Linked DNA regions of Homo sapiens: region 1 is linked to region 2. A link is an interaction called in ENCODE POLR2A ChIA-PET data of the cell type or tissue named here. Cell type or tissue: CD4-positive, alpha-beta T cell. All regions are shown on one strand. Links, peaks and the distances in the headings refer to the core of each region. The heading gives the core; the rest is flanking DNA.

The links. ChIA-PET counts read pairs that join two places held together with the same protein. Peaks named below come from ENCODE experiments on the same cell type or tissue, not always from the same donor. Only the 100,000 strongest peaks of a DNase experiment are listed, where the experiment ranks them.
Region 1: POLR2A ChIA-PET joins it to region 2 with 6 read pairs; 9 of 35 experiments call an interaction of 5 or more read pairs at or near these places.

The regions. Positions count from the first base shown.
Region 1 is chr11:394,922-400,284 of GRCh38, forward strand. PKP3 (plakophilin 3) reads left to right here. Exons shown (of 13, transcript NM_007183.4): 2 at 1,687-1,766; 3 at 1,893-2,524; 4 at 2,618-2,741; 5 at 4,071-4,275; 6 at 5,046-5,220. Among named protein-coding and RNA genes, the nearest start is that of PKP3, 3.4 kb to the left of the region's middle. RefSeq lists an enhancer at 1,462-1,991. In CD4-positive, alpha-beta T cell, for the core only: a CTCF peak has its summit at 2,477 (motif pointing left); DNase peaks (open chromatin) are centred at 1,700, 2,212 and 2,450; H3K4me3 peaks cover 1,001 bases.
Region 2 is chr11:267,270-272,632 of GRCh38, forward strand. No RefSeq gene overlaps it. Among named protein-coding and RNA genes, the nearest start is that of NLRP6, 8.5 kb to the right of the region's middle. RefSeq lists an enhancer at 2,211-2,280. In CD4-positive, alpha-beta T cell, for the core only: no CTCF peak of the experiment used is centred there; DNase peaks (open chromatin) are centred at 462, 1,672 and 2,352; H3K4me3 peaks cover 2,542 bases; H3K27ac peaks cover 2,848 bases.

The DNA.
Region 1 (5,363 bases), core at 54-5,053, 130 kb after region 2:
CATACCTCACGGGAATGAGCAGAACGGGAAAGCGGGGAGAGGTGTGGGGGTGCTGGAAGTCCTGGAGGAAAGCCAGGCCTGTCTGGACCAGGGGCTCCCTGAGGAATTAGAGGGGAGGGCCCGGCTGGAGTGACCTAGATTTCTCTGTGGGAACAGCAGGTGGAGGAGCACCCCTCGGTGCCAGCCAGACCCACCTGTGGCGGAATCCTGGCCCCACTCACGCGAGTGTGTGTGCATGCGTGTGAGTGTGAGTGACAGGAGCACAGACGCTGTGAGTTGAAGGCAGTGGTTCTAGGAACGCCATTTCCTCCTTCCCAGGCTACAGCAACAGGGATTAAGGTTAGACAGTAAGATGGACCTCCCAGAATGCCAGGGACCCAGATGCCAGTTCATCATGGTCCACTTGGTGTTTAGAGGGGCCTTCCCCAGGACTGGCCTCCAGCCACTGGCCAGGGGGAAGTGAAGGTCGCCCAGCGGAGGGGCCGGCCCGGCGGCCTGGACTGTGGGGTCCTCCCTCCAGGGGCCTCAGCCTTGCTGGTGACCAAGTCGGGTGCCCAGGGGTCATGGGGTGGAGGACGGTGAGGGAAGGGTTAATTACCACCCTGGCTGCCCTGCCAATTAGAGGGAGGTGGATTATAATTGGGGGGTGGGGGTGAGGTCCCCAGGCTGGGGCGTGCCCCCACTCCGGGCTGGGCCTCACGAGCGTCAGAGGGTTAATAGCCCCGGCCCAGAAGCCCCATTAACCAGGGTGAACCTGGGGCCTCTGCCATGGGGGTGTCCCCCACAGAGCATCCAGCTCTGGGCAGAGTTGTGGGAGGGCCACGGCCCCTTTCCCTGCACCCCACCCTGAGCCCCTCAGCCAGGTCGCTCTGGTGGGCCTTCTCATGCCCCCACCATCAGCCCATCCTCTCTGCACCCATCCACGAGTCCATCCCTCTGCCCACTCACCATCCAACCATGGGACCCTGTCGTCGACGGCTGTCCCACCCCTCCATCCACCACTCTGTCCATCCTTCCAGCAGTCACAGCAGCCCTCCCATCCTCCTCCTGCCTGTCCCTCCATCCACCCTCCGCCCTCCACCCTCTGCCCACCCACCTGTCTGTCCACTCACTGTGGAGTCGGGCTGACGCAGCTGCCCTTGGCGTGTGTGTGGCTGGACGGGGTGGGTGTGGCCCCTGCCTCAGGCTCTGCCGGGTGGGACAGGGCACTGCAACAGGGCATACTGGTCCAGGGAGACAGTGTCACTCTCCTGTGACCGGGCACAGATGAGGTTTGGGCACAGGAGGGGCTCAAAAGGAGTCAGTGTGGGCCGGGGCAGGCCAGGCTGGCTTCCTGGAGGAGGCTGGGCACTGTACCATGGCAAGGATTGGAGAACTGATGTCAGAGGCCCTGGCACATTCCTCCTGGCGACCAGGAGGTCAGTGGGTGAGCGTATCTGCCCTCTCGGGTAGAGGAGGCACAGCTGGGGGGTGGGCTGTGGAAGATGGACCACCAGGGCTGACATGTGAGGAGACCAAGCCATGGCAGGAATGGGGAGGCACTGGCCCTGGTGCCCCCCTGGCCTCCCTGCCCTGGATTGGAGGCTGCTCCTAGGGTTGCCAATAGCGATGGAGTGGTGGAGAGGAGGCAGGAGGCCAGTGCTTTGCTGTGTGGCAGAGCTGGGCTACCACCGTCCCTCTCCACAGGCACATCCAGGGGGCAGTACCACACCCTGCAGGCTGGCTTCAGCTCTCGCTCTCAGGGCCTGAGTGGGGACAAGACCTCGGTGAGCGATGGGCCCAGCCCGAGGGGGACGATCTGAGCTCTGCAGTCTGGAGAGTGGGAGGCTCTGCAGCGGGCCCGGACACAGGTGAGCCCAGGCACGCCCTCACCGCCCCCTCTCGACCCACAGGGCTTCCGGCCCATCGCCAAGCCGGCCTACAGCCCAGCCTCCTGGTCCTCCCGCTCCGCCGTGGATCTGAGCTGCAGTCGGAGGCTGAGTTCAGCCCACAACGGGGGCAGCGCCTTTGGGGCCGCTGGGTACGGGGGTGCCCAGCCCACCCCTCCCATGCCCACCAGGCCCGTGTCCTTCCATGAGCGCGGTGGGGTTGGGAGCCGGGCCGACTATGACACACTCTCCCTGCGCTCGCTGCGGCTGGGGCCCGGGGGCCTGGACGACCGCTACAGCCTGGTGTCTGAGCAGCTGGAGCCCGCGGCCACCTCCACCTACAGGGCCTTTGCGTACGAGCGCCAGGCCAGCTCCAGCTCCAGCCGGGCAGGGGGGCTGGACTGGCCCGAGGCCACTGAGGTTTCCCCGAGCCGGACCATCCGTGCCCCTGCCGTGCGGACCCTGCAGCGATTCCAGAGCAGCCACCGGAGCCGCGGGGTAGGCGGGGCAGTGCCGGGGGCCGTCCTGGAGCCAGTGGCTCGAGCGCCATCTGTGCGCAGCCTCAGCCTCAGCCTGGCTGACTCGGGCCACCTGCCGGACGTGCATGGGTTCAACAGCTACGGTAGCCACCGAACCCTGCAGAGACTCAGCAGCGGGTGAGCGGCTGGGCCCGGCTCAGGGAGGGGGCTTCTACCACGGGCCCAGCCTGAACCCAAAGTTAGCCTGACCCCTGACCCCTGGCTCCGCAGTTTTGATGACATTGACCTGCCCTCAGCAGTCAAGTACCTCATGGCTTCAGACCCCAACCTGCAGGTGCTGGGAGCGGCCTACATCCAGCACAAGTGCTACAGCGATGCAGCCGCCAAGAAGCAGGTGACCACCCCGACCACCCACTCGCTGCCCCCTGGTGACCTCCTTCGTGGGCCCCACCACCTCCCACTGTCCTCTGCTCACTGAGCACCCCTCATGATCCCCAAGCTGACTGGGTAGACCCCACTCTGTCTGGAGCCCCCTCAGCAGAGGAAGAGCAGAAGGATACAATTTGGATACACCAGTATCACCTGCATCACCTCCGTACCCCCACATATACCTCATCACCTCCGTACACCCGCACACACCTGCGTCACCTCCGTACCCCCACATATACCTCATCACCTCCATACCCCCGCACACACCTCCGTCACCTCCGTACCCCCGCACACACCTGCATCACCTCCATACCCCCACACACACCTGCGTCACCTCCGTACCCCCGCACACACCTGCGTCACCTCCGTACCCCCGCACACACCTCCGTCACCTCCGTACCCCCGCACACACCTGTGTCACCTCCCTACCCCCACATATACCTCATCACCTCCGTACACCCGCACATACCTGCGTCACCTCCCTACCCCCACATATACCTCATCACCTCCGTACCCCCGCACACACCTGCGTCACCTCCCTACCCCCACATATACCTCATCACCTCCGTACACCCGCACACACCTGCGTCACCTCCCTACCCCCGCACACACCTGCGTCACCTCCGTACCCCTGCACACACCTCCGTCACCTCCGTACCCCCGCACACACCTGCGTCACCTCCCTACCCCCGCACACACCTGCGTCACCTCCGTACCCCCGCACACACCTGCGTCACCTCCCTACCCCCGCACACACCTGCGTCACCTCCGTACCCCCGCACACACCTCTGTCACCTCCCTACCCCCGCACACACCTGCATCACCTCCGTACCCCCGCACACACCTGCGTCACCTCCGTACCCCCGCACACACCTGCGTCACCTCCCTACCCCCGCACACACCTGCGTCACCTCCCTACCCCCGCACACACCTGCGTCACCTCCCTACCCCCGCACACACCTGCGTCACCTCCCTACCCCCGCACACACCTGCGTCACCTCCGTACCCCCGCACACACCTGCGTCACCTCCCTACCCCCGCACACACCTGCGTCACCTCCGTACCCCCGCACACACCTCCGTCACCTCCGTACCCCCGCACACACCTGCGTCACCTCCGTACCCCCGCACACACCTCCGTCACCTCCCTACCGCCGCACACACCTCCGTCACCTCCCTATACGGCTGCATCCCCTGCATATCTACATCTACGCACCTGGACACAGCTGCACACAGGTGCATAGTCTGCATCCATCCACATGCGTCTGTGCACCCCCATATGCCTGTGCCCGCAGGCCCGCAGCCTTCAGGCCGTGCCTAGGCTGGTGAAGCTCTTCAACCACGCCAACCAGGAAGTGCAGCGCCATGCCACAGGTGCCATGCGCAACCTCATCTACGACAACGCTGACAACAAGCTGGCCCTGGTGGAGGAGAACGGGATCTTCGAGCTGCTGCGGACACTGCGGGAGCAGGATGATGAGCTTCGCAAAAATGTCACAGGTGCTGCCTGTCCCCTCCTCCACCTGTCCTTCCTCCACCTGCGCCCCTCTGCCTATCCCCCCTGCCTTCCTCCCCACCTGCCCCCCTCCACCTGCCCACCATCTGCCCCCCTTCTCCACCTGCCCCCTCTGCCACCTGCCCCCCTACTCCTCCTCCCCCCCTCTGCCTTACCCCCCCACCTGCCCGCCATCTGCCCCACTCCTCCACCTGCCCCCTCCTCCACCTGCCCCCTCTGCCTGTCCCCTACTCCTCCTGTCCTCCCTCTGTGTCCCCCCCACCTGGCCCCCCTCCTCCACCTGCCCCCTCTGCCTATCCCCCACCTGTCCCCCCCTCCACCTGTCCCCCTTTTCTGCCTGTCCCCCTCCTCCTGTCCCTCCTCTGCCTGTCCTCTCTCCTCCGTTCTGACCCCTCCACCTCATTCGGTTCCCCTCCGTCCCTTTGTACCTTTTGCCGGCCGTGTTTCTACTTGGGCCTCCACTGCCCGCCTCTTTCCTGGACCCCCGGCCACCCTGTCCTGTGGTTTTGTCTCCTTGGAGCCGCCTGCACTGCCAGGCCTGCTCACCACCCCACCCCCACATCTTGTCCCCTCTTGCTTGGTCCCAGCTCTATCACCTCAAATGCCACCCCAGGGTCTCCCCAGTGGGGCTCGTGGGTGAGGCACAGAACACCAGGCCAGCCCCTGGGGAGAGGCGGGACCTCTTCACACCATCCCCAGAAACGCGGAGGGGGTTGGAGGGCAGACGCTGATAGCAGCCTCCCCCGTCCTCCAGGGATCCTGTGGAACCTTTCATCCAGCGACCACCTGAAGGACCGCCTGGCCAGAGACACGCTGGAGCAGCTCACAGACCTGGTGTTGAGCCCCCTGTCGGGGGCTGGGGGTCCCCCCCTCATCCAGCAGAACGCCTCGGAGGCAGAGATCTTCTACAACGCCACCGGCTTCCTCAGGTGCGCCAGCCTCGGGCAGCGGGGTGGGGATTGCAGGCGCGGGTCACTGTGGGGACTCCGCCTGGCCTGGCGTTCGCAGCCCACACACCGCACGCCTCGCGCTGGGGATGGGCGTGCGAGGGCCCACGATGGGTTGGGGCAAG
Region 2 (5,363 bases), core at 289-5,288:
GGCAAGGAGCGAGGAGGAGTGGGGAGAAGTGAGGAGGAGGGGGGAGGAGCGAAGAGGAGGGGGAGGAGCGAGGGGGAGGAGCGAGGAGGAGGGGGAGGAGCGAGGAGGGGGGAGGAGCGAGGAGGGGGGAGGAGCGAGGAGGGGGGAGGAGCGAGGAGGGGGGAGGAGCGAGGAGGAGGGGGGGCGAGGAGGAGGGGGAGGGGCGAGGAGGGAGGGGAGGGGGAGGGAGAGGGGAGGAGCAACGAGGAGGGGGGAGGAGCAAGGAGGGGGGAGGAGCGAGGAGGGGAGGAGGGGGAGGGGCGAGGAGGAGGCGGGAGGAGCTGGACAGGACATCGTGCCAGCCCGAGGGCGGAATGAACTTCAGAGAAGTTTGAGAGCAAAAGGTGCTTTGCTGCTGTTAGACCCTGAAATTCCACGGGTCCCTGGACAGTTTTGGGAGCCGGGAGGGTGAAGAGAGTGGATCAAGCTTCGTGGGGTGGACCCGGAAGAGATGGGGCAGTGAATGGTTCTGGGGGACTGCGGGAGCCTCCGGGGAGTGATTTTTTGCCCTGAGGGGAATCACCGCAGCGGGGACAAGGCTGGGGGAAAACACTTCCTTCTGCAAGGGCACTGCTGAGCCTCACTTGCTGGAGCTTGCACTGTGCAACGGTAAATTCACGTTGTGTGCCCTCACCTGAGCTTCTGATGAGGACGCTGGAGGGCTTGGCCCTTTGAAGTCCTCACCTGTCCCTCCTTGGGCTGGGGGTGGTGACTAGGAGGGGCTGCACGGCTGCTGCCCGGGTTGGTCCCGGCCATCCCAGCTCCCTGGTAAATAGGCTTCTCAAACTAGGATACCTGGGCCTTGGGCGTTACCTGCAAACCCTGTTCCTCGCTCTAGTTCCCCACTTCCATCCCTCCTCTTGCCTCAGCCCTTCTCATCTCACACGCCACATGGGATCCACCCTTTTTACGCATGTGCAGAGCGTGGCCCCTCTCTGATTCCCTTCCCCTCAGGAGAGCCGGACGTCTCCCTCCCTCACACCCTCCCCAGCCCCACAGCAGCCCAGGGAGCCTTGCCCGCTCCTCGGCCCCCCTGGCTCTCCCAGCCACCCAGGCCTCCTGTGTCCTGAGTGGGCCAGCTCCTGCCAGACCACGGCCCTGCCCTGCACCTGACTGCGTCCCCACCGCGGACCTGCCCCCTCGTTTATTCTCCTCTCTCCGCTCTGCTCTGTCCTTGGCACTGTTTTTGTTTGTTTTTTGTTTTTGTTTTTTGAGACGCAGTCTCGCTCTGTCACACAGGCTGGAGTGCAGTGGCGTGATCTCTGCTCACTGCAATCTCTGCCTCCTGGGTTCAAACTATTTTCTTGCCTCAGCCTCACGAGTAGCTGGGATTACAGATGCCCGCCACCACGCCTGGCTAATTTTTGTATTTTTAGTAGAGACGGGGTTTCACCATGTTGGCCAGGCTGATCTCGAACTCCTGACCTCAAGTGATCCGCCCGCCTCTGCCTCCCAAAGTGCTGGGATCACAGATATGAGCCACCGCGCCCCGCCCTTGGCACTGTTTAATCCATGTGTTGTTTATTTATGTATCCTGTTTATTTTCTGTCTCCCAACAAAGACGTAGCTCCTTCTGGGTAGGGCATTTTGTTCATGCTCTCAGATGCCGCCTACCGCCCTAGAGCAGGAAATAGCGGTCAGCGCCAGCTGTGAGGAGCACAGCATTGCGGCCAACACAGGAGGCACTGACCACGGGGCAGGCGCTATTTAAAAATCGTGGCAAAGGATCAGACGTAACAGAACTCTTTTTGTTTTAATCATTTTTAAGTGTGCAGTTCAATGATGTTAGTTACATGCACAATATTGTGTAACCATCACCACTATTTCCAAAATCCTTTCTATCCGTCAGACAGAAACTCCGTCCCCATTAAACAGCAACTCTGCATTCCTCCGTCCCCCCAGCCTCTGGTCACGTGTCTCATCTACTTTCAGTCTCTACGGATTTGCCTGTTCTAATTATTTCATAGAAGTGGATTCATACAGTACGTGTCCTTCTGTGTCAGGTTCATGTCACTCAGCGTGATGTGCCCAAGGTTCACCCATGCGTCGGGCTCTCATTCCTGAATCGCATTTCTCTGTACGGATAGACTGAGTTTTGTTTGTCTGTTCACCTGTTTAGGAACACTTGGTTGCTTCCACATTTTGACTGTTATGAATAACGCTACTAGCAAAGTGAACACGAGTGTGGTTTCAGTTCCTGTTTTCAATTCTTCCGCGTCTTTTAAGAAAAAACAAACTGTTTTCAACAGTTGCATCATTTTACCGTCCCACCAGCAACATGGGAGGCTTCCCATCACTTGTTTTCTTCATGTTTGTTTTGTTTAGTTGCATAATAATTGCCATCCTAGTGGAGGTAAGAAGGTATCTCACTGTTCTTTTCATTTGCATTTTTGTAATGACTAACGAGGTTGGGCAACTTTTCACGTGCTTGTCAGTCATTCGCATCTTTTTTTTTTTTTGAGAAATGTCTATTCAAGTCCTTTGCTCATTTTGAAATTGTGCTGTTTGGGTTTTGGTTGTTGATTTGAAGGAGTCCTTTTTATATTACGTATATGAATCCTTACCAGATATATGATTCGCAAACATTTTCTCCCATTCTGTGGTGATCTCTTCAGCCCCTTGATAGTGTCCTTTGATGCACAAAAGATTTTAATTTTGATGAAGTACAATTTATCTTTTTGTTGTTGTTGTCATTGCCCATGCTTTTGGTGTTATATCTAAGAATCCAAGGTCGGCCGGGCACGGTGGCTCACGCCTGTAATCGCAGCACTTTGGGAGGCCGAGGCAGGTGGATCACTTGAGGTCAGGAGTTTGAGACCAGCCTGGCCAACATGGTGAAACCCCATCTCTACTAAAAATACAAAAATTAGCCGGGCATGGTGGCAGGCGCCTGTAATCTCAGCTACTAGGTAGGCTGAGGCAGGAGCATCGCTTGAACACAGGAGGTGGAAGTTGCAGTGAGCCGGGATCGCGCCATTGCAATGCAGCCTGGGTAATGGAGCAAACTCCGTCTCAAAAAAAAAAAAATAATAATAATAATCATCATCATCATCATCCAAGGTCATGAAGATTTCCCTACATTTTTTCCTAAGTGTTTTATGGTTTTAGTTCTTAAATGTCAGCCTTGGTCCATTTCCAGTTGATTTATGTGAAGGAGGAGGCCCCGCTCCACTCAGGCCCGACTCTTAGTGTTTTAATATCACCACTTTGAGATCACAACCACCTTAGGGAGCAGGAACCGTCCATCCACAGACACAGAAACTCACCTAGAGTGTGTCCAGGGTCACAGAGTGACCAGTGAGTGGCAGAGCCAGGAGCTGGACCAGCCACCCACTCAACAGGGTGCACAGGACCCCAGACCCCCAGGCTTTACCGCCTCTGGACACCAATGCACAAGAGAGTAAACTTGGGGAGTACCTTAGGCAGGTGGTCAGAGGCCTCGGGAGAGGAGACATTTGAGCAGAGAAGGGAGGTGGTGTGGCAGCCGTGTGGACCTGCTGTGGGTGTGTGCACCAGAGCTGTGCTGGTGAGCGAGGAGGAACTACCCAGGAGGGCACACTGGACCAGGGAGAGCCAGCCCGACGGGGGCCAGCTGCCTTTCCCAGCAGGCAGCGGTGTGACCCTCGGGGCAGGGGCTCGGTCCACTGTAGCACAGGGGATCGGGAGGCAGAGGGTCCCCGGGCCTGTAATGAGGAGGAGGCGGGACCCAGGTCCTGGTGGGCTCCCGAAGTGCAGCAGGAAGGGCCCTAGTGCTTCCATGTCACCACCCTGATGGCCTTGGCAGCTGGGAGAGCCCCCTGCCCTGCAGGGCAAGAGGGATTTTCCGCCCCAAGGGAGAGCGTCATATGCCCAGGAGGCAGTTCTGCCTCTGGCTCTTTGCTCCTCCCAGGCCTCCTGTCCTCTATGTCCTTGGAAGTAAAGGGGACAGGTCCTGGGGCTCCACAAAGATAGGCACCTCCTCTCATCCACCTAATGAGGCAAAAGAGGGGGTTCTGCCTCTGAGGCTGAGGGGCCCAGCCCCCTCTGGAAAGAGAGTCCCACTCATGCCCCTCCACCAGGCCCCACCAACAGGAGGCCCTGGCGGCAAGGCCCTGCCTCCCCAGTGAAGACCACCAGGGCCTGGGGGCCAGGGAGGGAGGCTGCCCCCGGCTGGTGAAGGGACACCCCACAGCCACCAGCGGCCACGATTAATCCACACTTGGGGACAGCTTTCGTTCTGAGCAGCTCAGCTCTGAGAGGGAATTGGATACAGGATGGATACCTTGCGGGCTCCTGTTCTCCGAGGGTGGCAAGGGTTGGTGGCATGATGACCCTGATAAGACTTTACGGCCCCTGTTCTCCAGGGTGGGGCAGATCAATTGCTGTTCTCAAGGTCCTGCCAGGGGCCCTTCCTGAAGAAACAAGCAGAGGCTTTGATTTCCTGACCTATCTCGGGAAAACACTTGAGCTAATAATTAATCAGATTATGGATACACTGGCTTTTTTTGTCTTATTTTTTAAATTGTGGTAAAATTTATATAACATAAAATATACCATTTTAACCATTGCTAAGTGTGCATGAAGTACATTCACATCGTTCACCCATCACCATCGTCCCTCTCCAGAGCTTTCTCATCTTCCCAAACTGAGACTCTCTCCCCATTAAACACCCATTTCCCATCCCCTTCCCACAGCCCTGGCCCCTGCTGTTCTACTCTCTCTGTGAGTCGGAGGCTCTAGGGGCCTCAGGTAAGTGCTAACACACAGCATTTGTCCTTCTGTGTCTGGCTTATTCAATGTCCTCAGGGCCGTCCATGTTGCAGCTGTGTCCAGGTTCCCTTCCGTGTTGAGGCCGTCTTACTTTTGAGACCAGTTTGAACCTTTCTTTCTTCGGCTGCTCTAGCAGGTTTCCTGGTACAGTGAGTGCCCAATGGAACGAGCATTTGACCAGCAGCTTCATGGGGGAGGCGCTTTCTCTCTGGGTCTCTGTGGGGAAGGGAAAGACCTTCCTTAAGGAGCACTGGACGCCCAGCACCTGCCTTGGAGGACAGTTTGCTTTCGTGGAAGATTGGGCCACAGAGAGCATTGCTGTGGAAGGAGGCGTCAGAAGTGGGGCCAAGTGCACGTTGCCCTTCCACCTGCGGCCTTGGAGACAGGTCCAAGGTGTACGAGTTACGAAGGCCTTGGGCCGCATGAAACCGAAACCCACAGGAGAGTCGTTCTCCCAGAACAAAGCCCCGAGGTGGCCTCCCAGCTGCCAGAGTCATCTCCTCTGGCTCCTGGGCCTGGGCATTGCTCGTGGACCTCCAAGTTTTGTGTCCATGTCCAAGAGGACAAAGACGGAG